Linked DNA regions of Homo sapiens: region 1 is linked to region 2. Evidence: read pairs that join two places in POLR2A ChIA-PET (ENCODE). Cell type or tissue: Panc1. All regions are shown on one strand. Each heading gives the region's core, and the rest is flanking DNA. Links, peaks and the distances in the headings are about the cores only.

Region 1 (9,400 bases), core at 3,846-7,845, 560 kb before region 2:
GAAATTGTCCATTTTGTCAAGCTTATGAGAAAAAATTTTGACAAAATTTTATGACACAAATGAACAATTTTGTCAAACTTCTGAGACAATTTTTGGTAATTTCATGTTGGCCAGGTTGGTCTCGAACTCCTGACCTCAGGTGATCTACCTGTCCCAGCCTCCCAAAGTGCTGGGATTATAGGTGTGAGCCACCGTGCCTGGGCTTTTTTTTTTTTTTTTTTTTTTAAGAGACAGAATCTCACTGTTGCTCAGGCTGGAGCATGATCATAGCTCACCGCAGCCTCCTGAGTAGCTAGGACTATCCTTTGAGCTCAAGCGAGCCTCCTGTTTCAGCCTCCCAAGTAGCTAGGACTACAGTGGTGCACCACCATGCCCAAGTAATTAAAAAAAATTTTTTTTTGTAGGGACAGGGTCTCGCCATGTTGCCCAGGCTGGTCGGAAACTCCTGGCCTCAAGCAATCCTTTTGTCAATCCACTTCAGTCTCCCAAAGTGCTAGAATTACAGGTGTGAGCCAGTGCACCGGCCAATTTTGGTAAGACTTTTAACTGCTACATATTTTTAATTATACAGTATGGCAAAAAGAGAGAGATTATTTACATTTTTGTCACTTTAATGGAATTAGTTTCAAGTTTTTGCAAATATGAAAACTGGAAGCTTAAAGCCTTGGGCATTTACTGGACAATGTCTAACCTCCCCCCGCCCCCAGCCCCCTACACCCCAGCCAAAGAAATATGAATAAAGTTGAAATAATTCTTTTTTCTTTTTTTAACTACCGAGAACCCTGGATTTTTGTTTTGAGACAGAGTCTCGTTCTGTCTCGCACGCTAGAGCGCAGTGGCTCAATCATGGCTCACTGCAACCCTGACCTCCCAAGCTCAAGCAATCCTCCCATCTCAGCCTCCCAAAGTACCAGAATTACAGGTATGAGCCACTGTGCCTAGCCAAGTAATTTTTTAAAGTAAAACAAACAAACAAAAGCCAGGGGTTCTTAATCTGGGGTCTATGGAACAGGCCTCTAGGAATCCAGGCTTTCTCTGAAATTATTTGCAAAAGAGTAAAATGTAGATTTTTCTAGGAAGAGGATTCAAACATTTCATATTTATTCTCAAAGAGGTCTGCAACTCCATTTAGAAACACTGTCTACAGGTACATTAGGTGCTATGAGGACATGGATAAATAAGAAATTCTGCATAAAGGAATGAGGAAAAGCTATAACAACATATAAAAGCTGAATTGTCAAAGAATGGGGCTCAGCCAGCCAGAGAGAGGACCAAGAGAAAAGCAGGAGGAAAGGCAAGTAGGTATGAAAGTTAACCACATGTTTGGGAAACAGTTAACTAGCAACATAACGATATTATCTCTTTTCCACTCACCCCCCGATTTGTTTACCTCTCTCATTTTTCTCTTCTAGAACACCTTTAAGCAATATTTTGTCCAGGCCTTTCTTAGTCTATGTTTTCCCTGGGCAATCTCATTCACTCTTTCTCCTATAACCTATTTATCAGCTCTATTTTCACAGCTGTCATGCAACATCAATAATAAAAACACTTATTAAGCAATTTCTAATGTACAAGCATCAGGTTAAGATTTACATGTGTTGGCTGGGCACGGTGGCTCATGCCTGTAATCCCAACACTTTGGGAGGCCAAGGCAGGCGGATCACCTGAGGTTGGGAGTTCAAGACAAGCCTGACCAACATGGAGAAACCCTGTCTCTACTAAAAATACAAAATCAGCCGGGCACAGTAATGCATGTCTGTAGTCCCAGCTACTTGGGAGGCTGAGGCAAGAGAATCGCTTGAAGCTGGGAGGCAGAGGCTGCGGTGAGCCAAGATGGCGCCACTACACTCCAGCCTGGGCAACAAGAGCGAAACTCCCTCAAAAAAAAGAAAAAAAAGATTTACATTGTGTTATCTCAAGAAAACTAGTGAGGTAGGAACTCAAATATAAGGGGATTTAAGAGATCTCTGGTAACCTTTGACACATCAGTTCTACAGGGGAAGGAGCTAATACAGAAAAAGATTCAAGAGGGAAAATGAATTGATTCTCCATGGTGGCTGTCCTAACTGTCCCTCTGAGCACCATCACCCTCCTTAACACCTAACACAATCTCCTACTTTGAGGAAATAGGCATGAACAACTGTAACTTCTGCTGCTTGTTTTCCAAATTATGGAAGGATAGATCTCTTGTACCTTCCTAAGGCTCATCCAACCTCATCATGCCATGTATTCCAAGATTTTGTCAATTTGTTTTCCCTGTCTTCAATCTTCCCCAACCCCGACAGGCTCCGACTCCTAAACATGGTTAAGCTCCTTAAAGCATCCTTCTCTCAATCCTATTTCTTCCTCAAACTTTCTCCTTTCCACTAACACAAGATTTTTTGAAAGATTAGAATAACCTACATCTGTTACCTTTAATGAGATGCTCAGGAAGTGGAGGTAACAATGCCAGGAAGAAAAATGTTATAATATTTGAAGAAATGGGCCGGGTGTGGTGGCTCACGCCTGTAATCCCAGCACTTTGGGAGGCCGAGGCCGGTGGATCACGAGTTCAGGAGATCGAGACCATTCTATCCTGGCTAACACGATGAAACCCCGTCTCTACTAAAAATGCAAAAAAATTAGCCGGGCGTGGTGGTGGGTGCCTGTAGTCCCAGCTACTCGGGAGGCTGAGGCAGAAGAATGGCGTGAACCCAGGAGACAGAGCTTGCAGTGAGCCGAGATCGCACCACTGCACTCCAGCCTGGGCAAAAGAGCGAGACTCCGTCTCAAAAAAAAAAAAAAAAAAAAGAATATTTGAAGAAATGTACCTTAAGATAGCCACTATGGAAAACAGGAATAATAACTAACAGTCTTAACCATTTTTTAGTCCCAAATCTCACACTAACAAAAGCTATGCAACCTCTCCCTTGAAAAATGCACACACACAGGCAAAGTTTATATGTAATTTCAAGGGGCTCACAGGACACCTCACCACCAAGCAGGTTAAGATTTCTGTATTAGACATAAATATTAAAAGACTATGAATCAGGGCCGGGTGCACTGGCTCACGCCTGTAATCTCAGAGCTTTGGGAGGCAGAGGCAGGCGGATCATCTGAAGTCAGGAGTTCAAGACCAGCCTGGCCAACATGGCGAAACCCCGCCTCTAATACAAAAATTAGCCGGGTGTGGTGGTGCACGCCTGTAATCCCAGCTACTCGGGAGGCTGAGGCAGAAGAATTGCTTGAACCTGTGACGCGGAGGTTGCAGTGAGCTGAGACTGTGCCACTGCACACACCAGCCTGGGTGACAAGAGTGAAACTCCATCTCAAAAAAAAAAAAAAAAAAAAAAAAAGAAAAAGAAAGAAAAGAAAAAAAAAAAGACTATGAATCAGACAGAGTGCGGTGGCTCACGCCTGTAATCCCAGCACTCTGGGAGGCCAAAGCGGGTGGCTCACTTGAGGCTAGGAGTTAGAGACCAGCCTGGCCAACATGCCTGTAGTCCCAGCTACTTGGAAGGATGAGGCAGGAGAACTGCCTGAACCCAGGAGGCTTAAGTTGCACTGAGCTGTGATTGCGTCACTGCATTCCAGCCTGTGTGACAGGGTGAGATTCTGTCTCAAAAAAGACTAAGAATCAGCATTAGACAAACTTATGAAAAGAACCCTAGGGCCATACAAGCTCCTTCAAGTCACTGCACTGCTCTTAAACAAGTGTGAATAAAAATGTAATACTACTTTTTGGGTTTTTTTTTTTTTTTTGAGATAGGGCCTTACTCTGTCACCCAGGCTGGAGAGCAGTGGTGTGATCATATCTCACTGCTGGCTCGACTTGCTGGGCTCAAACAATCCTCCCACCTCAGCCTCTTGAGCAGCTGGGGCTACAGGCACAAGCCACCACACCTGGCTAATTAAAAAAAAATACAAAAACAGAGAGAGATAAGGTCTCACTATATTCGCCAGGCTGTTCTCAAACTCCTGGGCTCAAGCAATCCTCACGCCTTGGCCTCCCAAAGTGCTAGGATTAGAGGCATGAGTCACCATGCCTTGGCCTGTAATGTTATTAAGATGATACTGTTATCACAATTAAATATAATGATCCACTGATATTCTGGGGACAACTCAGAAAATTTTTAAATAAAGTAGGTATTGAATGTTATTAAGGATTTCTGATTAATTCTGTTAGATCTTTTTTTTTTTTTTGAGACGGAGTCTTGCTCTGTCGCCAGGGTGGAGTGCAATGGTGCGATCTCAGCTCACTGCAACCTTCGCCTCCCGGGTTCAAGTAATTCTCCTGCCTAAGCCTCCCGAATAGCTGGGATTAGAGGCGCGTGCCACCACACACGGCTAACTTTTTGTATTTTAGTAGAGATGGAGTTTCACCATGTTGTCTGGGATGGTCTCGATATCCTGACCTCGTGATCCACCCGCCTCGGCCTCCCAAAGTGCTGGGATTACATGCATGAGGCTCCGCGCCCGGCCCTCTTTTTTTTTTTTTGAGACAGCGTTTCACTCTTGCTGCCCAAGCTGTAGTGCAATGGTGTGATCTCAGCTTACTGCAACCTCCGCCTCCCGGGTTCAAGCAATTCTCCTGCCTCAGCTTCCCAAGCAGCTGGGATTACAAGTGTGCACCACCATGCCCAACTAATTTTTTGTATTTTTAGTACAGACAGGGTTTCACCACGTTGGCCAGGCTGGTCTTGAACTTCTGACCTTAGGTGATCCGTCCGCCTCAGCCTCCCAAAGTGCTGGGAGTACAGGCGTGAGCCACTGCGCCGGCCTATTAGATCTTAACAAAGGTACTGTGGCCACACACACACACACACACACACACACACACACACACACACAAAAGGCCTTATTTTTTAGAGCTACATATTAAAATATTTAGGAGAAAAATATCATGATGTCTACAATTAACAAACAATTCAGAAAATAAAAGGAAAAAAATCCCCCAAAATATTAGCATGTAAAAATAAGCTACTTTTTGAAAAGGTATCTGCACTCCCATGTTTATTGCTGCACAGTTCACAATAGGCAAAATATAGAATCAACCTAAGTGCCCACCAACAGATGAATGAATAAAGAAGATGTGGTGGCTGGGCACAGTGGCTCATGAGGTCAGGAGTTTGAGACCAGCCTGACCAACATGGTAAAACCCCGTCTCCACTAAAAAATACAAAAAAATTAGCCGGGCGTGGTGGCGTGTGCCTGTAATCCCAGCTACTCAGGAGGCTAAGGCAGGAGAATCACTTTAACCCAGGAGGTGGAGGTTGTGGTGAGCCAAGATTGCACTACCGCACCTCAGCCTGAGCGACATAGCAAGACTCCTTCTCAAAAAAAAAAAAGATGTGGTATATATACCCAGTGGAATATTATAGCCACAAAAAAGAATGAAATTCTGTCATGCAGCACATGGTTAGAACTGGAAGTCCCTAAGTGAAGTAAGCCAAGCACAAAAAGACAAATATCACATGTTCCCACTCATATGTGGGAGCTAAAAAAAAAAGTAGATCTCATGGAGAGAGAGTAGAATGGTGGTTACCAGAGGCTGGGAAGAGTAGGGGAGTAGAGAGTTGAAGAGAAGCTGATCAACAGGTACAAATATATGGTTTGAAAGAAGAAATAAGACCTAGTAGATCAGTAGGGTGACTATAGTTTACAATAACCTGTTGTAAATTTTAAAATAGCTAGAAGAGAATAATTTGAATGTTTCTAGCATAAACACATAGAGTGATGAATATTCCAAGTACACTGATTTAATATTTACAGATTATATAAATGTATATTAGATTATCACATGCATCCCTAAACCATGTACACCTATTATGCATCAATTCTTTTTTTTGAAAAAGCTACTTTTGGGCTGGGCACGGTGGCTCATGCCTGTAATCCTAGCACTTTGGGAAGCTAAGGTGGGTGGATCACGAGGTCAGGAGTTTGAGACCAGCCTGGCTAACATGCTGAAACCCCGTCTCTACTAAAAATACAAAAAATTAGCCGGGCATGGTGGTGGGCGCCTGTAATCCCAGCTACTTGGGAAGCTGAGGCAGGAGAATCGCTTGAAACCAGAAGGTGGAGGTTGTAGTGAGCTGAGATTGTGCCACCGTACTCCAGCATGGGTGAAAGAATGAAGCTCTGTCTCAAAAAAAAAAAAAAAAAAAAAAGAAAAAAAGAAAAAAAGTTACTTTCGACCGGGCATGCTGGCTCATGCCTATAATCCCAGCACTTTGGGAGGCCGATGCAGGTATATCATTTAAGGCCAGGAGTTTGAGACCAGCCTGAACGACACGGCGAAACCCCATCTCTACTAAAAATAAACAAACAAAAAAATTAACTGGGCATGGTGGCACATGCATGTAATCCCAGGAACTTGGGAGACTGAGGCACAATAATTGCTTGAACCTAGGAGGTAGAGGTTGCAGAGAGCCAAGACTGCGCCACTGCACTCCAGCCTAGGTGACAGAGCGATTGTCTCCCAAAAAAAAAGCTGAGCACGGTGGCTCACACCAGTAATCACAGCACTTTGAGGCTGAGGTGGGTGGATTGCTCGAGCTCAATAATTTGAGACCAGCCTGGGCAGCATGGCAAAACCCTATCTCTACAAAAAACACCCCCCAAAACAAAAAACCCCCCAAAATTAGCTGGGCATAGTGGCATGTGTCTGTAGTACCAGCTATTCAGGAGGCTGAGTTGGGAGGATCATCTTAGCCTGGGAAGTGGAGATTGCAGTAAGCCAAGATTGTGCCACTGCACTCCAGCTTGGCTAACAGAGTGAGACCCTGTCTCAAAAAAAAAAAAAAAAAAAAAAAAAAACTACTTTCATGCCAGATCTGTCAAGGGTGCAAAAAAGGAAATTACGAAAGACTGCAAGAATAAAATTGATATATGCTAAGGAAAGGTGATTTTGGTAAGCATAAAATCTTGTCATAAGAGACTCAAAAATTAAGTCAGGGAAACCAAGAGAAAAAAGATCAATGAGGGTCTACATTGTTTCTTTTCCATAAGGAAAAACTTATCTTCCCTCTGTGTAATTTTATTATTTGTGGAACTTCGGAATAACAAAACCCACCCCCCATATTACGCGTAAAAATGAGTTAGGTGCCCAGACTGGGCAACACAGCAAGACCCTGTCTCTACCCCCAAGAAAAGGAATAAATTAGCTGGGTGTGGTGGCATATGCCTACAGTCCCAGCTACTCAGGAGGCTGAGGTGGGAGGACTGCTTGAGCCCAGGGGTTCGAGGCTGCAGTGAGCTAAGATTGCGTCACTGCACCCCAGCCTGGGTGGCAGAGCAAGACCCTGTTGTCTCAAAAAACTGGTGTTTTCACTAAGAGGTATGGATGAGTTACTCTGGCTTCACATTACTGACAGTGAAGAATCGTGAGTCCTATTCTAGACCAAGCTGGCTACCCTGGCACTACACTGCAGTGTTACCATTGATTCTTTGTTTTTTGAGACAGAGTCTTGCTCTGTTATCCAAGCTGGAGTGCAGTGGCGTGATCATGGTTCACTCTAGCCTTGACCTACTGGGCTCAAGCAATCCTCCCACCTCTACCTCCTGAGTAGCTACGACTATAGGCGTGCGCCACCACACCCAATTTTTGTATTTTTTTTGTAGAGACGGGGTTTCTCCATGCTGCCCAGGCTGGTCTTGAACTCCTAAGCTCAATCTGCCTGCCTCGGCCTCTCAAAGTGCTGAGATTACAGGTGTGAACCACTGCACCTGGCCCGGTTGATTCTAATATACATTCTACTCCCAAATGATTAGTCCAAAGTTTCACTGTCTAATATGGTGGCACCAGCAACATGTATCTAGTGAACACTTAAAATGTGGTAAGCTCAAACCCAATTTAGATTTGTATTTCAAAAGATCTGTTTTTTAATGGAGGAAAAAAGAATGACGAATATCTCATTAATTTTAAATTTTGAGTTCATGTTGAAATATTTTTAATATACTGAATAAAATATGCTGTTAAAATTAATTTTGCCTGTTTTTTTAAACTTTACAGTAGACGCCCTTTGCCAATGGGAAATATACGTTCCAAGACCCCCAGTGCATACATGAAACCTCAGATAGTATTGAACCCTATACATACCGTGTTTTTTCATATATATATATATATATACCTATGATAAAGTTTAATTTATAAATTAGGCAAAGAGATTAACAATTAAAAATATATAATATATAAAAGGATAATTATAACAATATACTGTAATAAAAGTTATGTGAATGTGGTGTCTCTCTCAATAATCTTATTGTACTGCACTCACCTAGTTTTGGACTGTGATTGAGACTAAAATTGAGGATAAGGGAGCGCTACTGTATTTAAAGTGAAAAAAATTAAAATTACTCATGAAGCTTGCATATTTCTACTGCCTAGTGTTACTGTAAGCCATTAATGTCAATCCCACTTCCCTTGCCAATAAATGGTCAGAGATATAAAAGGAAAGCAATTCTCACTCATAAGAAAACAGATTCAAGAAAGAAAAATTGAGGATAAGGGAGCGCTACTGTATTTAAAGTGAAAAAAATTAAAATTACTCATGAAGCTTGCGTATTTCTACTGCCTAGTGTTACTGTAAGCCATTAATGTCAATCCCACTTCCCTTGCCAATAAATGGTCAAAGAGATATAAAAGGAAAGCAATTCTCACTCATAAGAAAACAGATTCAAGAAAGAAAGATGGGAAGATAAGATCTCTTCTTTGTCTAACAATTTTTTATCTGGACATAGTGCCTGACACTTATACAGCCACCCTGCTATGAGCCAGAGACAAGAGAATTGTTGAAAACCAGCAGGGCAGTCAAATTCTAGGCTGAAGCATCCATTTCTGTATCTCTCAGTTAAATGATATAACAGATATTCTTATTGTTTTCTTTTGTTTTGAGACAGAGACTCGCTCTGTCATCCAGGCTGGAGTGCAGTGGTGCGATCTCAGCTCACTGCAACCTCTACCTCCTGGGATCAAGTGATTCTCATGCCTTGGCTTCCTGAGTAGTTGGGATTACCTGCGCACACCACCACAGCCAGCGAATTTTTGTATTTTTAGTAGAGATGTGGTTTTGCCATGTTGGCCAGACTGGTCTCCCCTGGCCTCAACTGATCCACCCACCTAAGCCTCCCAAAGTGCTGGGATTACAGGTGTGAGCCACCACACCCAGTCCTTATTGTTTAATTCATTTTTAGTTAAGGATTTTTACTTGTAGCAAATGCATCCAGATAATATGCATATGTCTTCTATGCTTTTGATCATGCTGTTTTCAATCACCTAAAAGCTTTTCTTACTACTCTCCATCCATCTAAACCTTTCTTAAATTTAAGCACGACTTTCTTGGAAACCTAGCCACAAGGATTTTTTCCCTTCTCTGAAGTATTTCACCTATCAATGATATCTTAAAATGTCTATGTTTATAAT
Region 2 (16,458 bases), core at 6,721-10,720:
AGCGAGACTCCGTCTTAAAAACAAACAAACAAACGAGCAGCAACAACAAAAAAAACCTCTATTTTTGGTGTAAGCATTGACATTTTGATTGAGAAAAAGTATGAATATTCAACATTTTTTCCCTAAAAAGCTCTTTTACAAAACCAGTTTACCTATTTTACCGTTATAAAAAGGAGATAAAAAAATTAATCAAAATTTCAATCTATCCTCAGCCATAAAAAGTTGTATAAACTTGGCATAAACTCATCATTGTGTTGATTTTTCATTGGTCAGGAACTTACTCCTGCTTGCTGTTCTATCTGGGTGTCTCACGTTGGGTTTAAACTTATGAATAGGTATAAAAGAATAAGTAGAAATGAGAAAATACTGCTTTGACTCCTCACCTTAATCTGAAATTAGAATGAAATTGTTCATGAATTGTGTAGTCACAGCTGCATTAAGATTAGATGCCCCAGAGCCATATTTATTGGCTTGGAAATATTATCTTCATTTGCTGGCTTCCATAAGCAACAAAAGAATGTCACCATTCACGTTTTGCTCTGCATGACTTGGCGATTCCTTCGCATGCATATATGAGTGTTAATTTCTTCATCACACATTTGCAGAGCCCCTAGTACATCTTGGATGTTATAGCAGGCTCTGAAAGCACAGCAGTGGAAAGACTTGGTCCCTGTACTTACAGTATAATAGGGACAGACGTATGAGCAAGTAATTGTAGTATAATGTGACGAGTGTGATAATTAATGCATGCACAAAGAAAAGTGGTGGCCCCAAGGAGAAAATAGTTAATTACTGTTGTGTGTGGGGGTGTGGATTTAAAGAAGTAGTCACAGAGGAAGATGTCACCAGTTCTCAGCAGTGGCACATAAATGAAAGGCAATTAAGTAGCAGATGTGAGTTCTTTCACACTTTCTTGTCCCTGCTTCTTACTCCCTCCCTCTTGCTGACTGGAAGTCTCTGAGTCACCACTTGAAGGAGAGCGGCCAGACTCACTGTACTTTAATGTGCTGTTTGACTCAGCAGTTAACCTCCTGTGATACGGCCTGTCTGTTCTGTTGCCAAATTACATAAATTTGTTATTAGACTTTGAGGACTTACAGCTAAGTCATTAAGGCTAACTCTAAATCAGTTCATGAATTATAAATTATTTTGGCAGCAACATTATCCATAGACCTACATAACTTCTGTCATTTTTGTTGAAAGCTATCTCCATGATTTCTTTTTTTTTCTTTTTGAGACAGGGTCTCGCTCTGTTACCCAGGCTGGAGTGCAGTGGTGCGATCTCGGCTCACTGCAGGCTTGACCCCCTGGGCTCAAGCTATCCTTCTGCCTCAGCCTCCCAAGTAGCTGAAACTACATGCACAAGCCACCATACCTGGCTAATTTTTAAATTTTTTGGAGAGATGAGGTCTTGCTATGTTGCCTAGGCTGGTCTCGAACTCCTGGCCTCTAGCAATCCTCCCACCTCGGGGTCCCAAAGTGCTGGGATTACAAGATTATCAGTGATAGACTGGATAAAGAAAATGTGGTACACCTGGCCCTCCATGATTTCTTGAGTTGGAGGTCTATATTTCACAGAGTAACTGAGGTGGAAACTAGGAGAAAGTTGAGCCATAGCATCTCATGCTCCTCCTTCCAGTTTGGCTAAGTTACGCTATAACTTGTTTTTAGCACTGTTTCAGTTCTTTTCTTTTAATTTCCACAATATTTTTGGCACCTAATATGTACTGTGCTTATTTATAAAGTTTTACTTTGTGCCTGGAACTGTGCTAAATTGTTCTGGTGCAATAATGAACAAGAAAGAGATGGTCTCTGCCCTCCTGAAACTTAACAGAGTACTACTGGCGGAGGCAGAGAATTAAGGAAACTTTTGGAGAACAGGACGCCTTGAGAGCAGATAGAAGGAACATAAAACGTGAACTTGGGAATTCAGGATGGTTTCCTGGAGAAAGTGACATTTAAGTAGATATAAAAAGGTTGAAGGAGAGTTAGTTAGATGAAGACTAGGGATTGTGTTTTAGGAGGAGAAAGATAGTATGTGCAAAGGACTGGAGGAGGGAGAGCATGAAAGGGACAGAAAGAAGTTCTATGTACCTTGAAAATTAAGTGCAAACTGAGAAATGCAAGGGCTAATGTTTGAAAAGGAAGCAGGGGCCTGATGATGAAGGGACTTGTGAGCCATGCTAAGAAGACTGTCTTACAGGCCAGGCGCGGTGGCTCACGCCTGTAATCCCAGCACTTTGGGAGGCCGAGGCGGGCGGATCACGAGGTCAGGAGATCGAGACCATCCTGGCTAACATGGTGAAACCCCGTCTCTATTAAAAATACAAAAAAAATTAGCCGGGCGTGGTAGCGGGCGCCTGTAGTCCCAGCTACTCGGGAGGCTGAGGCAGGAAAATGGCGTGAACCCTGGAGGCGGAGCTTGCAGTGAGCCGAGATCGCGCCACTGCACTCCAGCCTGGGCGACAGAGCGAGACTCCGTCTCAAAAAAAAAAGGAGGAAGGGAGAATAAGAGTAAGCCCGAGAGGCAGGAGGAAAATGCGACCTTATGGAGCCCAAGGGAAGAGTGTTTTAAAAGAGAGAATGGCCAAAAAGAGCAAATCCTGCAGAATAGTCAAATAAATTAAGGGCTAAAAATCGTCTATTAGCAGGACATTTTGGGTAGTTTGGGTGAAAGCATTTTTAAAGAAGCAGTGTAGGGATAATACAGATCAGAAATAATTGAGAAAGGTGAGAAAATGGAGGTAGCAAGTAAGCTCAATTCTTTCAAGAGATTTGCAGGATATGGGATTTGAGGGACTTCTTTCTTTTTCTTCTTCTAATGGAAGAGACTTAAACATATATAAAATGTTAATGGGAAGGAGTAGAATGACTTGGTAGAGGGAGCAATGGAAAGAAGATAAGGAAGCAAGCAGATTGGTGGAGTGAAATCTTGCAGAAGGCCGGGAGGAGATGAGATCAGAGTACGGCAGGAGGGATTAACCTTAGAGGAAAATAAAGGTTTCTAGTTCTTTTTAATAGAAGAAAAGCAGGAAAGGACAAGTGTAGGTTATATATTGTTATTTAATCCTTACACAACTCTCTGAGGGTGGATATTGCTTCCCCCAATTTGAACGTGATGTAGTGGAGGTCCAGAAAAGTGAGGTAACTTGCCCAAAGTCACACAGGAGAACCTAGGCGTGACCCCAAGATTAATGCTTGCTTTGACCCCAAAGTGTAATGCTCACTTACCTGCAATATTTTAAAAGCTTAAGTTCCCTATAGGGAGTGCCCTGAAAATGACTGGAATTTAGTTAGGTCCTTGTTTTATGACTTGATAAGCTAGAATGCAAAGAGATTTTACTGGAGCAAACATACAGTGCCATTTGGTAGAGATCTAGCGAAAGAAGCTGCCCTCAATTAATGTTTGACTAACTCAGTACCAAAGGTCTGACTTTTCTTCCTGAGTATGCCTGCTAGAATAAACACACTTGCTTTTGCCTCTCTGTGCTACTGAGATGCACCAACATGGACATCTTATATATATTATATAATATTGACTAATCTAGTCAATATTAATATGGTGCCAACTTATGCCAAGCATTATTCTAGGTGCTCTAGGATAGTAACTTAATCCTAGTTCTATTATTATCTCCATTTTACAGAGGATAAATTTGAGGAACAGAGAGGCTGAGAAATTTGCTCAAGGTTGCATAGCTTGTAAATATCAAAGTCAGAATTTGAACCCAGAAATCTGGCTCCTGACCTGAGTCTATGCTCTTAAACAATTATGCTATTGCCCCTCAGGCAGGAACAATTAGTCTCTGGTGAAGAGAATACCTAGACTTGATTCTCAATTCTGATTTTCTGACTTCTTCCCCATGGACTAAATAGTTGTTTGGCTAAAGGCATAGACTTTAATTTCAGACCTGGGTATGAACCACACTCTACCACTTAAAAAGTTGTGTGGCCTTGGACAAATTACTTCTCTACAGCTCAGTTTCTTAATCTGTAGTGTGGGGCCAATAAAAATATTCAACTCAAAGAGTCACTGTGAGGATTAAATGAGATAAAGCATGTTAAGAGCTCAGCAGAATGTGTGTTCCATAGATAAGCCTGGGCTTAAGGGACCCTGGAGATGATGTTTTCATCTATCTCATTCTTCCATTCCTGTTTTAGTACTCTCATCCAAACTTTAGCTTCTCTTACCATGGATTACTACCATATGCACTTAAAACCTTTAAAAATCACATTAATATATAATTACTAAAACAATGCTTGTTTACTCAAATAGAAAAGTTCTTAAAAATATTTTAAAAGCTATGAATTACGTTAAACATTATAACTTTATTAAATTTGTTTTTTGTATTTTTTGAGACAGGGTCTTGCTCTGTCACTTAGGCTGGAGTGCAGTGGTGCCATCATAGTTCACTGCAGTGGTGCCATCATAGTTCACTGCAGCCTCGAATTCCTCAGCTGAAGTACCTCCCTAGGCCAGATGAACTCCCCAGGCCAGACGCCTTGTCCTCCCAACACTGCCCTGCCCATAGTGGATTTTTCTCTCTGTTCTTTCTCGCGTGAATCCTTCTTTCACACAACCCTCTACCTGCAGAGCTAACACCAGCATTTACCACTCACTGATATTCTTTTAACTCATATGTATTGTCAAGTATTGTTGCTTTGAAATGAAGTCTTATTCCACGAGACCGTAAACTTTGTATGCCAGTGACCACATTTTCTATGTAATTTGCTACTTTCTATGGTGCTTTAAATCACATCATTGAAGGGAAATTTTAATTTGTAAATTTGTAATATGACCAAGACTCCTGGCTCTGTGGACTGACTCACTGTGGCGACCCATCCCAGAGTGGGGCAGGACAGAGCAGAGTCCTCCCTGCAGGGAGCAAAGCTGAATCACCCTCTCCTCCTTCTAGAAAAACAGGCTTGAGGCTAAGTGCTCCTAATGCTCATCAGGGCCTTAATGGAAATGCCCAGAAGAGATTGAAGGGAGTAGCTTGAGCTTTTGCAGGAAGAGCCGGCAATGCAGTGGCTGCTCATTGATTAGCTGCTTTGGGTAACATGGCAAATGCGATTTTTACACTGAGCAGGTTGAGTTCTGTGTCCAGAGAGCTAACTGAAATTATTTCCCCTCTTATTGAAAGGACAATGTAACGATGCTAAAGAAAACATTGATAACATGACTATTTCCATGTTATGAAATTTATTTTCATTTTATATAACCCCTTCCAGACTTTGCCCACTTTCATGCATTTATTTTTAATTTTTCTTTGAGATGGAGTCGTGCTCTCTTGCCCACGCTGGAGTGCAGTGGCATGATCTTGGCTCACTGCAACCTGCCCCTCCTGGGTTCAAGCGATTCTCCTGTCTCAGCCTCCCAAGTAGCTGGGATTACAGGCATGCGCCACCACGCCTGGCTAATTCCCACTTTCATGCATTTAAAAAAATATACAGTAGCTACCATTAGAGTGAACATACCGTTTTTCAGATGAGTTGGAATCTCAGTGGGAAACTAGATGAGCTAATGTTCTATCAGAGGCTTTTCTCACCTAGACGCTGTGGCCCTATCATCTTGATTTTTTTCCCTCTCAATTTTGGCATGACTTGCCAGAGGTCAAATTTTTTTCCTCTGTACTTAGAGCTTCTCAGAAAGATAAAAGTGAATCCCATCCCTGTTTTATCTTTTGTAGCCAGAATGTGATTGGAATGTGAGCAATGGAGAAAAGTGGGTTGAACATTCACAAGAACATACTGTCTGATTGTCTCCTTTTAGACGAGGGCCACCTCTTTTTCCCGAAGGAGTAGTAATAACCCAAACCTAGGACCTGTAGAGATTTTTATTGAGCAAACTCACCCACAACATATCCTTTATTCTTTCCATTTATCATTCCTTTAACACCTCCTGCCTGTCCTATCCCACCTACACACACTTTCTGCAGTGAGCATACACCACTTTAGACATGCTGGATTCTACGTGGCCTCCTGAGTTTTCTGTGTCCTGGACATTCCTTTGCTCCATCATTACTACGTCCAGGGATGCAGCAGAGAAGAGTGGCTAAAATCTTAGACCACCTGTGTTCAAATCCTGCCTCCACCTTGGTCAAATCACCTGTAAAGTGGGAACAGTAATAGTACCTACTTCATAGTTGTTGGGAGGAACAAACGAGTTAATACTTGTGAAGCACTAGAACAGAGCCTGCAATGTAGTAAGAACTCAATGTTAGCTGGTATCCAAATCTAAATTTCTTCCAATCTTCAAAGACCAGATAACATCTTATCTCTTACACAAAATCTTATCTGACTAGCCTCATCTAACCCACGAAATCTCTTACTTTTTTGAAAGAATAACACAGTTGATAGTTAATTTACTCAAATAGCCCCTTGAGACAACTGCAGAATACAAGCTGCTCTGCCTATGGAGTAGCCACTCTTTATTCCTTTCCTTGCTTTTCACTTTACTCTAAAAAAGAAAAAAGAAAAAGAAAAAAAGGAAAGAAAGGGAAGGAGGGAAGGAAGGAAGGAGGGAAGGAAGGAAGGAGACTATCTTGATATCTGGGTTTAAATCTTGAAACAATAAGTGCTGTGGGACTTTGAGGGAGTTACTTAAGTCTTAGTTTTGTCATCTGTAAAATGGATGTTATAATACCTTCACAGGGTTATTGTGAGGTCCAAGTAAGATAAATGCTTAAAAAGTATCTCATACAGGTCCTGACTCATGGTAGACCCTCAATAAATACACAGGCTCTTTCAAAATATATTATTTAAAATTTTATGGATTGTGAAAGTGCAAGTGCATGTAGGTGGGCTAGGAAGGAATTGCATAGAAAATTAAGATAATATAGCACTGTATATAAAGAAAATTACAATAGTCTCATAAACGTCTTTCTGGAGCAACAATTTCCCTGGCCAGTAACTCCTACTCTGGAAACTAAATACAGCTGGGTGTATTCCCTTTAGTTTCTCTCTCTCTCTCTCTCTCTCTCGCTCGCTTGCTCTTGCTCTCACTCTTGCTCTCTCTCTCTCTCTCTCTCTGTGTGTGTGTGTGTCTTTGCAGGCATGCACTCAAGCAGACACGCATATTTAGAAAAGAAAGGAATCCGATTATATACCAATTTTGCAGTCTGCTTTACTTTACATAGACATTTCCCCATCTCATTTAATATTTTTCAAAGTGATGGTTTTGATGGGCCATATAGCATCCCATGTACATCTAAACAATCTAAACATAACTTATTTAACCATGACCCCATTGTTGAATATTGAGGTTTTCTTTAGGTTTTAGCTATTCTAAATAATGCTGCATCAAATAGCTTTGTATATGAATATCATAAGTATCTTTGATTATTTTGCTAAGAGAAATTCTTAGGAATAGAAATACTGGGTCAAAGAAAACACATTAAAGGATTCAGGTACATATTGCTAACTTTTGCCTTTCTGAAAGGTCGTGTGAATTACATACCTATCAACAGTGACCAGAGGTGCCCATCACATGTCTCCCTTGCCAATGCTCTGTTGTGTTGACGGAGTCTCGCTCTGTCGCCCAGGCTGGAGTGCAGTGGCATGATCTCGGCTCACTGCAAGCTCCGCCTTCCGGGTTCACGCCATTCTCCTGCCTCAGCCTCCCGAGTAGCTGGGACTACAGGCGCCCACCACTGCGCCCAGCTAATTTTTTGTATTTTTAGTAGAGACGGAGTTTCACCGTGGTCTCGATCTCCTGACCTCGTGATCCGCCCGCCTCTGCCTCCCGAAGTGCTGGGATTATAGGCGTGAGCCACCGCGCCTGGCCTGCTTTATCTATTATCTTTCAATCTAGATTGTAATCTTCTTGAGCAGGCACTGTGGTCATCTGCTTCTTCGTACCTGCCTTTATACAGAACATTGCTTGGTGCCATTCACATGGTAGCCCTTGCTAATATTTGCCAAGTGAATGAATTTCTATTCACAACTATCCCTGTGGGGTTAAGAGCTGGAGAAGGGACTTGAACAATTACTTGACCAATCACGAATTGGTCAAATTTGAATGAGAGAGGTTTGTAGACTTGTCCTCGGTCTCCTAGTGAGATGGGTTAGGTAGAAAACTATTAAATCACAGGTAGTTGGCCGCTGTTCAGGGGACTTGGACAAGGGAGTGGGTCCAAGAGAGAAAAATGATGTTTTTCAGGGTCAGCTCTGCAGCGTGTTGGAAACTGACTTTCTGCACTGCTATTCATTCTTTTTTTGTAACTGGGTGTGGGGAGGGGCGGGATCTACTTTTTACAACTCAGCCATGTAGCAGAATGAGTGGAATTTTCCAGATGGTTCCTCTTGATGACTGTTGGCATAATGGCAGTTTTGCCCCTTGGGAGCCATTGGGCTGCAACCCCTGAAGCCTAGACAGCAGTTTTAGCAGGTCAGATTGTGGGATCCGTGTGTTTTTGTTGGCACAAAGAGCCATGTGGGATTTCAAGCCATAAATACCATTTTTATTTTCCTCATACAGCTCCCTACTAAATGAGCAATGAGGCCAAAGCGAGGAAGGTGCCATAACCCTTTCCCTCAATACACATACACATCCATCCCAAATACAGTGACTCAGATCATTTCCTGGCACTGGGCACCTTCTGAATGAGAGTTTGGGGTAATCTGCTGGGAATAACACATTGCTTCAGAATTTTTCTGAATCTACACACCCACTGTGAAGATGAGTTGATGCTTCCTTTCTCTTACCCTGAGAGCCTCCCTCCTCCTGGGATAGTTGTGTTTTTGTTTTCAGGTAAAAGAGGCTTAGAGTGTGAAAGTTTGCTATGGATTTCAGGACATGTGAGCTCATAATATCTCCCTTTTATAATCTTCCCCATTCATTTGTGAGTTGACCACTAATCCTCCTAATACCCAGTAAACACAGTTGCCCAGGAGGCAGGTTAACCAAAGGGGTGAATCTGGACTGACACAAATTCTCATGGATTGCCTTACTGTGATGGGCCAGTTTTTTTTTCTTGTCTCTATTACAGACGTCATCTTCCAGAGCCTCCTTTCCTTAGAGCCACAATTTCTTTAACTTCCAGGTTGGAAGACTTCACGTAGGATTAGGAATTGTCACTGTGGTAGAATCAGCTGCTAATGTGCAAAGGTTGGAAAATGTTAGAACTTTATTTCCCAGAGTCCCTTGCGGTTAGGAATTTGTTGTGGTTAAGGCTCTGCCAGTCAGATGCACCTCACTGAGACTTGGATATGAGAGCCCAGCCGTATGTGGAAAGAGGGAGGGTGATGGGGATGTGCGTTTGCTTGTGCAGACTGTGCCATGGTCCTGGAGCAGCCAGCTGTGGCTATGGCTCCTCATTCAGCAGGCAGCTTCCTGAGCCAGCAGCTCCTTGGCGGCCCAGTTCTGTAGCATGGGTTTGGAAGTCATTCCTGGAGTCAATCTAGAGTCACTTCTTTAACTAATCAACTCCCCTCCTTCATTAATACTCCCGTAATAAATTCCTCTTTGTAAACTTGCTGATATAATGCTTCAGCCGCAAAGCTATGGTTTGTTTTACACTGTTCATTTGTTGACTGAGAAAAAATAAAATGGTTGGAATGTTTTCCTTTTTTATTATGGATTTCTTTCTACCAAAGCCAGTTTTGAACTATCCTGTTCTCTTTTGCATGCTTTTCCTTGTGACTATCGATAACCTTATATTGCACTTTTTCCCAGAGTGAGATGGAAGTTTTTCCCAGAGTTAATATTGATGTGTCCAATCAAAAAAGTAAATATTCCAGGCCGGGCGCGGTGGCTCACGCCTGTAATCCCAGCACTTTGGAAGGCCGAGGCGGGCAAATCACAAGGTCAGGAGATCGAGACCATTCTGGCTAACACGGTGAGGCCCCGTCTCTACTAAAAATACAAAAAATTAGCTGGGCATGGTGGCAGGCGCCTGTAGTTCCAGCTACTCGGGAAGCTGAGGCAGGAGAATGGTGTGAACCTGGGAAGGTGGAGTTTGCAGTGAGCCGAGATTGCACCACTGCACTCCAGCCTGGGTGACAGAGCAAGCCTCCGTCTCAAAAAAAAAAAAAAAAAGTAAATATTCCATCTTCTTTGACCTATTTACTTGGAACAATGCTATGTGCCAATTCATGGAATTCATATATCACCTCTCCATAAAAGCATAGAGTACTGTGTTATTAATAAGCATATAGCATTGATGCACATATACCCTGAAGCTTCTAACAGGCACAAAAAAGGGCTAGGAGGAACATTTTGCATTGATTATCAAGACATCAGTACTGACACTTCATTTTCAACAAAAGTGTACTGCCCCGTGTATAAGTCATGCCTACCATATTTCCTGACATCTGGGAGTTGACTTAATAGATGCTAATGTGATGTTATTACCAAGGTGTCAAGCTACACCCTCTCCTGATTGGTTCTCCTAGTTCTGCCTTAGGTTTGCTGACACTTTGCTATGAAAATTGGATTCAGACATTGCAGGCATGCAAAGTGCTGGCTAGAAAAGCACTGATTTAACTGGGCAAAACTGTGCCCAGTAATTATAAACTTACCATCTATTCCTGTAGAGCCTTCTCCTAATCCTTCAAGTTTGAGTCCTTCATATAGACACAGCTACAAGGGCAGAACAATTAGAGAAGTCAGACTCCAAGCCTGAATGAAGAGTGTTTTCTCATTTTGCCAGTTCTGTGAGAAAAGCTCTGCTGTGTAAGAAAAGCTCTGCTGTGTGCTGGCTGCCCAAGGGCAAGCTGCCTCTTGGGGAACAAGAATTTCTGAGGGAACAACAAACATTCTGTCTCAAATTTGGAACTAAAAAAGAACTTTATTTATTGAGGGCAAGGGGATGCAAACAATACAAAAATCAAAAGCTTATCTGGTATTTAACTTTTCTTTCTCTGCTTGTCAAATGAGAGTTAGATTTTATTTTTACATTTGCTAAGTGTCCTGATCTGCTCATGAAATCCTTCTATGGGGGAAGCTGTGGGGCAGATTCCTTAAGCGACCCTTTGGGACAACTCTTATCAGGGAGGAGCGAACTGCTCATTTCTGCCTACTTCTTTCCCTTCTGCTTCATGTGTACTACAAAATAGTCATTGCATGCAATGGTGAGGCCCGCAATTAGGGAAAAGAAGCTCTGGAAGCCCACTTTGCCATCTCTACACTGGTCCAGGTCCTTCATTATTTTGTCCACAGCCAGAGGGTCTTTTTGATTCTGAAAAAAAAAAGAACAAAGGCAAGAAATAGAAGTCAAAGGTTGCAATGAGGAGCTTATTTGATTTGTACTGCTGAGAACTGTGTATATATCTCCCAATTACTTGAGCTCTTGTTTTAGGTCATAAGCAACCTTTGGAGTTCATCTAAATGTATTTTTTTTTTTTTTTGCCTTGTGGGAGCATTTCAGTAATTTCATATTTAGATTCTGCCTAAGAACCACCCTAAGCTCCTCATTTTATGGTTTAAACTTACATTCTCTTATTAAAATTTTATTCCTAATGGCATGGTCAAATCCCTTACAAAGGAAACTCCTTATGAAAAGATATTTATGATTTAGGGAATAAGTTTTGGATCACTGTCCTATGGATTTTAAAGAGGTGTTAATGATGCCATGGGTTGGTTTTAGGTTTGGAGAAGGCAGCTCTCATTCTTGGCACAGCTGAGGACAAGCTAGTGTGGCTTCATATCATATTAGCCACGTGATGCTGAGTGAACCACACAGCTTAGTGGGCCTTTGTGTATCAACGATGAATTGAGGAGGTTGGACTATAATGTTTCTAGAATCCTTTCATTCTTTGAGTTGGTAAGTCTATGCCATCCTATACTCTTCACTGGATGTTGTACACTGGACCAGTTTCAAAAGGAGTATGTGGGATGGAGTCTTAAACTCCCCATGACTCTCAGTGCCTGGTAAGAATGTATGGAACAGAGATGGGCAGGCAAGACCCCCTTTGCTTTTATCTTGCTTACATGGTGATTGGCTTCAGCACTCCTTTTTGTAGTGATGCTGGTCAGAAGCGGTAAGGTGTGGTTTTTCCTGTAGGGTCCATGCCATCAACCAGAGAGAGAAATATGGCCTATTTGAGGTTGTTAAAGGGCTCAGGTAAACTATTTATGAATTCTGATGACTATATTCATGAGTGAGGAAAATGATACGCAGTGTTTCAAGTGTGCTAGATGTTTCTAAATTGCACTCAGAAATTCCTAAAAGTATAGCAGCAGCATTTCCCACATGAGCACTGCAAACTCCTACTCTAGCTAAACGTGCTCTATGCAGCTCTTGGTGGGTTTCAGCTAATTCTGGCTTCACCCTCAGCTTCCTGGCTGTGGTCAGAATGAGTGAAATCTGGATGACATAAGAGGTCTACTTTAGAAACAAAATGCTCTGTTAATGCAGTGAGTCTAGATGTTTCCAGAATTATGACTCTGTGCCTGGAATAAATTACCCTGCCATGGTTAGTGCTCCACACTACATATACCCTTTATGTGTCTGATGCCACAAAGCCTTTAGGAAGAAAGGGTCTGTGTCTTACATGATACTCACTCTGGCTCTTAACAACACTCTTAACAAGTGTTTAGTGTACTGAGAATGCCTTTGTCTATAGGACAGGCAGGCTTACAATGAGCACATTTTGTCCTTGCATCTTAATGCTTGTCTTGAATGATCATAGAAAGTGAAAGTGACCTTGCAGATAATTATGTCCAGCCCTCTCTAATTTTACAGGGGAGGAAACTGAAGACTAGAGAGCTGAAGCAACCTGCCCATTGTTAGTTAAGGCAGAGCCAGATCTTCTAACTCCTGGTCTGGGGCTATATCACAGGACTCTACAAAAGCAGAGGACCTGCATATTCTAACTCATTCTGGGATAGCATTAGGTAATAACTGCAGCTCTGAGAGAGCAGTTAGGCTATTTATATCTGTTTATTTAACTGATATTGATGACATACGAATTATAGTATACTAAAAAGCCTCATGTTTATTGATTGCAGGAGTCAGGGGCTGGACTAATGTGCCGTTTACCAGTCAGATGACAAGAGGCAGGACCCAACGTTTTACCGTATCTCCTCTCACCCTTTACAGGTTAATGCATTATTCAACACCAAGCACAGAAACAATCTTTTCAGGTGACTACAATTGTGGTAGGGAAAGAAGGGCTTGCATTTCAGTCTACTATTTTGTCATGCAATGTTGCACCTTCAGTTGAATTCAACAGCCACCTCTCGAGAACCTGGAATATAAAAGGACAACTGTGCCTTGTGGCCCCATGTCCTGAGTGATGTATCTGAGCTGATGGCAGAGTCCTCTTATAGGTCTTCATGCATCTCTCAGTCTGTCAAAGGTGAGACATAAATTCAAACTGCTCCTGTGCTGTCAGAGCATTATTATGTGAAAAGCAGTTATTTCTGGAGTGATATGTGGCTTTTATTCAGTAGATGACTGACACTGCTCCTTTGTAGTATTAGAAAAAGAAAAAACAATCCCTTTATCTGAAGAGATTTAAGAAGGGAGATTCGAGTTGCTCAAAATGGAATGTGACCAGGATGTGGCATCTCCACCACCAGGTTTTTGGACCTGAAGGTAGCCATTTTCTGGTTGACTACTCTTTTGTGAAAAGCTTTCTTTCTCCCAACTCTGTCCCCAACATCGTCACAACAGACACAGATAACCCGATGGAATTTTCCAACAAACAGCTCATATTGTGGTTATTTGTATGCAGTCTTATTTCACCTGCAGACTGTAAGCTCCTTGAAGGTTGGGGCTGTGTCTTCATTACTTTGTTTCCTCAACAGTATCTTACAAATAGCAGGTACTCAATACTATTTAATAAATGAATGAATGAGGTCATTCATTCATTCCTTCAGGTGACTACATTCATTTATTCACTAGTGGTGACCTCCACAGGGAAGGGATGGAAACAAGAAGGAAAAGGAACCAAGGCCTAGAAGCATTGACTTTTATGTCTGGTTCTTTGTAAGCTTTTCAACACTTACTTCCAAAAATCCAGGGAACTCCTTTTCCATGAGTACTCTCAGGTCCTCCTTTGTTAAGTAGCCTTTATCCCCAGCGAATTTGTGAAATGTAAACATCATGGTTTCCATGGCGTGTTCCATTTGAGATGGCATTTTGGTGTGGTCCGTTGAAGCCTATTAAAGGATGTAAAGTAACAGGGTCTACATTAACTTTTTTTGGCAGACTTTATGCATGAATTTATTTTTTTTAAATTGAAAGATAAAATTGTATGTATTTAATGTGTACAACATGATGTTTTCAGGTATATATACATTGTGGGATGACTGAATCTAGCTAATTAACATATGCATTACCTCCCATAGTTAGCACTTCTGTGGTGAGAACACTTAGCCACTCTTAACTATTTGTCAAGAATACAATACATTGTAATTAACTATAGTCACGTTGTTGTACAGTAGATCTCTTAAACTTATTCCTCCTAACTGAAATTTTCAATCTTTTGACCAATAGCTCCTCAACATCACTCAAATGCAATCACCCCAGCCCATTCTATTCTTTAGTTCTATGAAATTCAGTGTTTAAGATTCCACATGAGTGAGATCATCTGGTAATTGTCTTTCTGTGCTTGGCTTATTTCACTAAGCGTAACGTCCTCCAGGTTCATCTTTGTAGATTTACATTAACTTTTAAGCCATATGTATTGCCAGCCTTTTTAGGATAATTGGAAAGATGGAGATTAGATCATCCATCTGATCTTCTCCAGCTTTAAAATTCAGTGAATGAATCTAAGAACCAGTCCACCCCAGTTTGGGTCCCTTGTTGGTAGAAATAGACACCTCAGATACTGGTGCTGTAAATAAAGGGGTTTAGCTAACTCCAGCTAATTTGCATGAATAATCTAATGAAGAATAGAAACTAATAATTTAGAAAAGCAACATCAGTGTTCCTCTTTTTTTTTTTTTTTTTTTTTTTTTTGAGACGGAGCTTTGCTCTTGTTGCCCAGGCTGGAGTGCAGTGTTGTGATCTTGGCTCACTGCAACCTCCGCCTCCCAGGTAGCTGGGATTACAGGCGTCCGCCACCATGTCCGGCTAATTTTTTGTATTTTTAGTAGAGGCGGAGTTTTGCCATGTTGAGCAGGCTGGTCTCAAACTCCTGACTTCAGGTGATCCGCCCACCTCGGCCTCCCAAAGTGCTGGGATTACAGGCCACTGCGCCCGGCCCAGTGTTCCTCTTTTTAACTGACAAAGCACCTACTGAAAGAACAGATAGTTCATAATTTCTCTTGGCACTAGTAAATGGGATTCTTAGATATGGCTGATACTAACAATCCACACAGTCAAGTCTGGTAAATACGAAAACTTCACCCTTCTAAGCTTAAAGTGGTAACTTGGTTCAGTGTGATTCTAGGGTTTAGAAATCTGCTTACAAATGAATTTATCTGCTGGGTATATATGTATTCTTTTTTTTTTTTTTTTTTTGAGACGGAGTCTTGCTCTGTTGCCCAGGCTGGAGTGCAGTGGCGCCATCTCGGCTCGCTGCAAGCTCCGCTTCCTGGATTCACGGCATTCTCCTGCCTCAGCCTCCCGAGTAGCTGGGACTACAGGTGCCCGCCACCGCGCCCGACTAATTTTTTTGTATTTTTAGTAGAGATGGGGTTTCACCGTGGTCTCGATCTCCTGACCTCGTGATCCGCCCACCTCGGCCTCCCAAAGTGCTGGGATTACAGGCGTGAGCCACTATGCCCGGCCTATATGTATTCTTTACTAAAGCTCTGAACTTGTTATTTACTGCAATAAAGACAGTTGCATCTCTGGCAGTAAAATACAGTTGCTCTACCCAAACAGAAAACTACTCAAAGTCCATTGTCTAGTTCACTTGAGAAGCAACAAGTAATACTATAACCTAACTCATTTGAGGGCCTCCTATGTTTTTAGTGACATTAGACAGATGAGCTGCTCTCACAGTCTGGGGTACAGTGGGAAAGCAAGAGCTTTCATCATGAAGCGTTTATAAGAAAGGAAAGGAAACATGTCAGATCATTACATTTGGGTATAATGAACTAGGGGTATATGTCTCACAAGACCCAGTACGTGGTACTTAATAGAACCTCAGTGAATTTTGGCTTAATTGGAAGGAATCATTTGGCGAGAACAGATAAGCTTTGGCTAATATCACCTAAAATCACTACTGGATAGGAAACAGGTGAACGTGAATGGAGACTGTAATATAGCACTAAAAAATAAAAATAAATAATCACAAGAATAGGCTTTGAGCTTAGATTGAAGGGCTGGCAAATTCCTCTGCTGAAGAGCTCTAATGGGAACCTGAGACATGCTTTGGTCTGGTTCCTATCTCTGAGAGATGCCTGTTCAACACTGATTCTCAAATGCTATCTTTTACAGAGGAGAAGGTGGAGTGGGTAAACATGAGGATTGAGCAATTAACACTTAAGAATTGTAAATTCTACCCCTTAATCTCCAGAAAAGTATGGGAACCAGCAGGCCAAAGAATGCTATAAATCAGAAT

Evidence for each region. ChIA-PET counts read pairs that join two places held together with the same protein. Peaks named below come from ENCODE experiments on the same cell type or tissue, not always from the same donor. Only the 100,000 strongest peaks of a DNase experiment are listed, where the experiment ranks them.
Region 1: POLR2A ChIA-PET joins it to region 2 with 6 read pairs; 3 of 35 experiments call an interaction of 5 or more read pairs at or near these places.

Annotation. Positions count from the first base shown.
Region 1 is chr1:151,412,901-151,422,300 of GRCh38, forward strand. The region is part of intron 10 of POGZ (pogo transposable element derived with ZNF domain); the gene reads right to left. Among named protein-coding and RNA genes, the nearest start is that of PSMB4, 18 kb to the left of the region's middle. In Panc1, for the core only: no CTCF peak of the experiment used is centred there; no DNase peak of the experiment used is centred there.
Region 2 is chr1:151,972,148-151,988,605 of GRCh38, forward strand. S100A10 (S100 calcium binding protein A10) reads right to left here. Exons shown (of 3, transcript NM_002966.3): 2 at 13,952-14,104; 3 at 10,768-11,177. The coding sequence starts at 14,083. The coding sequence ends at 11,016. Among named protein-coding and RNA genes, the nearest start is that of S100A10, 13 kb to the right of the region's middle. In Panc1, for the core only: no CTCF peak of the experiment used is centred there; no DNase peak of the experiment used is centred there; H3K4me3 peaks cover 591 bases; H3K27ac peaks cover 4,000 bases.